Linked DNA regions of Homo sapiens: region 2 is linked to region 1. Evidence: chromatin loops called from intact Hi-C (ENCODE). Cell type or tissue: PC-3. All regions are shown on one strand. Each heading gives the region's core, and the rest is flanking DNA. Links, peaks and the distances in the headings are about the cores only.

What was found. Hi-C counts contacts between places; a loop is a spot of excess contacts. Peaks named below come from ENCODE experiments on the same cell type or tissue, not always from the same donor. Only the 100,000 strongest peaks of a DNase experiment are listed, where the experiment ranks them.
Region 2: a loop joins it to region 1, with 1.9 times the contacts of the local background. A loop is called at or near these places in 10 of 110 quality-filtered maps.

The regions. Positions count from the first base shown.
Region 1 is chr4:122,782,232-122,785,151 of GRCh38, forward strand. No RefSeq gene overlaps it. Among named protein-coding and RNA genes, the nearest start is that of FGF2, 43 kb to the right of the region's middle. RefSeq lists an enhancer at 2,085-2,920. In PC-3, for the core only: no CTCF peak of the experiment used is centred there; a DNase peak (open chromatin) is centred at 1,190; H3K4me3 peaks cover 849 bases; H3K27ac peaks cover 1,613 bases.
Region 2 is chr4:122,835,550-122,838,469 of GRCh38, forward strand. All of the region lies in intron 1 of FGF2 (fibroblast growth factor 2), which reads left to right. Among named protein-coding and RNA genes, the nearest start is that of FGF2, 10 kb to the left of the region's middle. In PC-3, for the core only: no CTCF peak of the experiment used is centred there; a DNase peak (open chromatin) is centred at 1,692; H3K4me3 peaks cover 387 bases; H3K27ac peaks cover 1,871 bases.

The DNA of each region.
Region 1 (2,920 bases), core at 165-2,664:
AGTACTCAACATTGCAAATTTTTACCCTCAATCGAGGCTGATGTGCTAAAAAAGATCAGAAAACAGAATCTAAAGATGCCATTTTCTAAAAAGTAGTTTTTCTCCTCAGTTTTAATGATTATGAGTTTCTTTTGTTGTTCTTGTTGCTGTCATTAAAACTGCCATGGAAGTAAAATTCCATAAAATGGCATGCATTCCATAGAAATCTCAATTTATACTTCAGGGCAATTTGAGTTGTTACAAATACCATTTTACTGGAAAGAAATCAGTGGCCATGATAAATTATTTATTTTCTTAGTGTTTGCAAACAAAAACCTCTTTTGAGAAACAGGGTATGTATAAAAGAAGGTAAAGAAAACAAGAACAAATTGTCAGATGCCTACAGACACAGGGAGTATGGTCTGTGGTTTGTGTCTCATTCCTAGGGGGTTCCGCTTAGAAGAGGTACTACAGCAAGCACACAGTTTGTGTATTAAACATGTAAAAATGAAAAGCCAAAGTCTGGGCCAGGCGTGGTGGCTCACACCTGTAATCCCAGCACTTTGGGAGGCTGAGACAGGCAGCTCACCTGAGGTTGGGAGTTTGAGACCAGCCTGACCAACATGAAGAAACCCTGTCTCTACTAAAAATACAAAAATTAGCCAGGCATGGTGGCACATGCCTGTAATCCCAGCTACTTGGGAGGCTGAGGCAGGAGAATCGCTTGAACCCAGGAGGCAGAGGTTGCGGTGAGCAGAGATCGTGCCATTGCACTCCAGCCCGGCCAACAAGAGCGAAACTCTGTCTCAAAATACACACATACATACATACATACATACATACATACATACAAAAATACAAAAATTAGCCAGGCGTGGTGGCGGGCGCCTGTAATCCCAGCTACTCAGGAGGCTGAGGCAGGAGAACCATTTGAACCCGGGAAGCAGAGGTTGCAGTGAGCCGAGATCACGCCATTGCACTCCAGCCTGGGTGACAGGGTGAGACTCCGTTTCAAAAAGGAAAGGGAAAGGGAAAGGGAAAGGAAAGGAGAAAAGAAAAGGGCAGAAAATATGTAACACACCTTAGAAAAATTTGTAACTCAAAGGACTAAAATGTTTATCAAAGCACTGTGCTAGAGCTTGCTGGCCAGTTTACACTCTGTATTGGTCAGTTCTTCTGTATAGAGGTTTCATAAAAAGTCAAATGCGCATTCCTCACTGTTGCCATTGCCAAAATTCCTAAAATTCCTGTCCACACTAATAGGAGCTATTGTCATCCTAATGACTCTAGCTCCACCAGGGATCCAGAGCCAAGGATGCCAAACTAGTGACACAGAGGCAGCTAGTGCTGCCCGTGCTTTCCCCTCAGTACCCAGGGCCCTCGCCTTGCTGTGTGCCTGCCAGGTCTTGCTGCTATCATCTCCTTTTCACCCCATTGAAACTTCCTCCTCAGGCCAGCCTCTGTGGTTTAGGCAGTGTAAAATTCTGATAATTTCTTTGGAGTTAATAAGCTAATGAGAAAAGTAAAATGAGCCTTCCTCTATCCTAGCAAACGGGCCCAACTTCACAGCAACCTTCTGGAGCTATGTGACAGTGCTGTTAATTGAATCTGTCTCATGCAAAAAAGAAACAGCAATTATGCAGTTCACTGTGAATAGAGCCCCGTGCTAAGCTTTGCTGGGGGCATTTAAAATTGTGTGAGACATTGGAGCGATCTTCACAAGCTTCAGTCTGGAGAAGAAGATAAACATGAGCACTGCTACCTACAATTAAAGTAAACATGTTACCAAACCAATCTGGCCACTGTGCAAGCCTGACCATGCAAAAAAGCCCTGTGCACTTCATCCTGGACCTCTCTGAGAACCATGAAGGCTGTGAGAACTCTGTGAATGGGACCTCCCTTCAGCAACTGAAGCCAGTGTGATGATCAGCTAAAAAGAAGAGTTTAAAATCTTTTTAGAGCCAACCAGAGATATGAACTCAGAATCTGGCTTCACTTGGTGAATTTCCTCCTTCCTCCTCCACACCTAGCCCTTTAAATTCCTGCTCCTAGAAATCAGCTGAAGTAATTTCTTAAATGCCATGTTAAATTAAGTTTAGCCTAAAGGTGCCTCCTTTCATATTTTAAATTCACCCTAAAGGTTTCTCTGCAAGTGATGAACTGTAACCTAACTGGATGTGTAAAGAGACTGCAACCTATTCTTGTACCATTACCAAGTTTCTGCAAATCAAAGGCAGCCAACTGTTCAAACCGATTTTAAGTAAGGCAAATGCCAAGATGTAACCAATCCAGTTGTTTTTCTGTAGGTCACATTTTTTCTGTCTGTAAATACTCTCCAATCACATGGCAACACTGGAGTCTCTCTGAACATATTCTGATGTGGGGGGCTGCCAAATTCACAAATTGTTCTTTGTTGAATTAAACTCTGTTAAATTTGATTTGTCTACATTTTTTTTCTTTTTGTTTAAAGTTTTCTCTTTTAACAGATGTCATCAAAAGTGGGACCCCTGCTAGAACTGATAAATGAATTTATTAAAGTTTCAGGATACAAAATCAATGTATACAAATCAGTAGCATTGCTATACACCAATAGCAGTCAAGCTGAGAAATCAAGAACTCAACCTCAGCCAGGTGCAGTGGCTCACGCCTGTAATTGCAGCACTTTGGGAGGCCGAGGCGGTGGAACACTTGAGGTTAGGAGTTCGAGACCAGCCTGGCCAACATGGTGAAACCCCATCTCTACTAAAAATACAAAAAATTACCTGGGCATTGTGGTGGGCAACTGTAATCCCAGCTACTTGGGAGGCTGAGTCACGAGCATCACTTGAACCCAGGAGGCGGAGGTTGCAGTGAGCCGAGATCACGCCATTGCACTCCAGCCTAGGCAACAAGAGTGAAACTCATCTTAAAACAACAACAACAACAAACTAAAAAAAGAACT
Region 2 (2,920 bases), core at 208-2,707, 53 kb after region 1:
GCACCCTTTCCTCCTGAATTTCTGCTTGTAGTGAATTATTATTCTTGTCTCCAAAGCTAGACACCATGGAATTGTCTTTGATGCCTTTCTCTACTTCTTTCGTATATATCTCTCTAAAATGTTTCCCAGCCATAGTGATTTCCTTGCCCTGCCTCTTGATTTAATGACCTCTACTCTCCTGCAATTTTAAGCACTAACCAGACCTACCTGGCTTTCCTTCTTAAACATGACCTACCTTATTTCTTACTGTTTACCATCCATACCTTCCTGAAGCTGTAGCACTCTGTGCTTTAATTATAGTCTCTTTAATGTGTCATAACGATTACTGTCACAATGATTGGCCTTTCTTCATGTGACTCTTGTTTTTGAAAAATCCTTCTTTTTCTTATCAATTTCTCTCTCACAACTCCTCCCATCCTCACCTTTCTCTGGAAAAATCCTTTAAGATCCAGCCCAACAGACTTCTTTGTGAAACTTTCCTCTACCTTCCCAGGGAGAATTAATGGTTTTTACTGTTTTCCCATATACTTGGTACATAGTCTGAACACAGAACTTCATGCTTTCTGTAATAGTTAGTGGTTTATGTGTCTGGCTTCTGCACTGGGACTGTGAACTCTTTGTAGGCAAGCACTGGATCCCATTTGCTGCATCTATCCTCACACACAGTGGCCACTCAAAGAATGTTTGTTAAATTGAAGATGTACTCAATAAATTAGCCAAGTCTCTTAACTTCCTTTCTGACCTTCCCTTCACGTCTCCTGTCTTCCTTGTCATCTTAGCCTTTAACCAGGCAGTTTTCCTTAAGCTGAAATGTCCTGTCTGTCCTCGTACCTTATCCCATTTCCAGTCATGCTTTGGGCCTTATTTCTTTCACATCATCCTGTATCCATCTTTCCTTTTCTGTGTGCTATCTAAAAATTCTCTCTAATAGCTTGTTGTATTTTAATTTTATGTCCCCCAGTTTTACTGGAAATTCCTAGCTGGCAAGAAATTTTTATTTTTAAAAAATCCAGACCACATTACCCAGTAGTTCTTTACTCTTTCCTATTCTGAGGGTCTGAGGCTGAATTTACTCATCCCAGGGTCCTTTTGGCTTCATTGCTGAATGAGTGACCAGTCTGAGTCCCATGAAAAGGTTCACTCTATATTTGTTGAATGGGCAACAACTTCAAATAAGTATAAATACTATAGTATGAGGCATATAAAATGGTAAATTGAATGCAACAGCACTGTAGTTCTTTTCTGCAAACACCTTTAACATTATTCAAGGGAAGCAATAAAGGCAAAGCGTAGTCATTTGTTGGATCACTTTTTATTTTGGAAACTTTTCAGCTGTTAAGTAACATATTAATATTTCTAGCCAACATTAATGCTCAGTTCTAGAACTGGTTATAGTACTCTAATTAAGGAACGCAGACCTGGGAATTCATACCTGATTCAGACACTTCAATCCTTACGTCAGTGTGTCTCTCTCTTACTCAGGTCTAAAACCAGTGAATCATTGTAAAAGTTAGTATTGGGGACTGTCTGGTACCATTGTTAATATTTTGGGCTGTGATGAAATGGCATGGATAGTTTCATCTGAAAATTTATTCAGATTTATGACCCAGTATTCATCACAACAATCTGAAAAACTCTTAAGAGGATAGAAATTGTATGACAAAGTGAGTCACAGTCTTTGTGATGTGATGTCTGCAAGGGTGGGTGGGAGAAATTACTGAATGACCAGTCTCATTCTACTCCTTTCTAAGCTGAATCATTTTGTAAATAGAAAACAATTCATAAGTTTTTAGGTGGCCTTACATCAATAGGAAATGGAAGAGATTAAAACGGTCAAATAATGCTTCCATTTAAAAAATTACTTTTGGAAACATATCACTTGATAAACACTTTGCTTTTGAATTAGAAATGCAAATAATCTTTCTACTGCCTGCTATATATCTTTTAATCCAATACTTGCTGCATGTCTTCATGTATTCTTACTTTTTCTATTAATTATGTTACTTTTCTTGCCTAGATTTTTTTTTTATTCTACCAAGTGTCATTTGACCTTTCGTCTTATAGCTATTTCTAGTGTTGGCTCATTTGGAGATGGGGTGTGTGTGTTTGTGTGTTGGGGAGAGGTGTCATTTACTCACTGGCTGGATGACTACTTGAATTGGATGGGGACTCAAGAGAAAAAGGTCCCTTTGATTTTGGAAATTCTGATTCTGGGATGGTATCATCTTGCATTTTGCATTGTGGGTCCTCTTCTGTTAACTTTTCATCTAAGCTTTTCTCCGAGTCATATTTTACCTTTAAATGTAAGACTTATTAACATTATTTCCTTATCTTCTTTGGGGTAAGGCATTTATTTAAAAAAAGCTAAGTGAAAAGAGAAATATTCTATTTTGAATGTGTTTCTAAGTGTTAGTTCTCCTTACATATTTATATATATCTACATTACTCTGAACTCAGTAATGGGAGTATAATTGAAGTGAGATTGGGAAGATAATTTTGTTAACTGTTTTAATTGAGTGTACTAATGTATAAAGACATAGACAGAAGGTGTTGGATTGAAAAATAACGAATTACAGAGACACCCTCAGCTGTTAAAGGATGAGAAAAGTGAGACATAGATTATTTTTTGGAGGGTGGTATGAAAGCCCTGAAGTATTCATGGGATCTGTCCAGCTCTGTCCAGACAATGAGGGAGACTGCCATGGTGACTAGGCAGAGTCCCTTTGCTCTGTGGTAGAGGAAGGGTCAGGTGTTTGGCCTTTACCACTGCACTATGTTCCTAGGACCCTGATATTTACCAAGTACTTATTGAATGAATGAGTGAGTGAAATTTTTGAGAACATGCTCTATGCCAGCTTTATAAATAATATCTGTTTAATCTTAAATACAAACTTATGAAGCAGGTGTTGTTATCTTCATT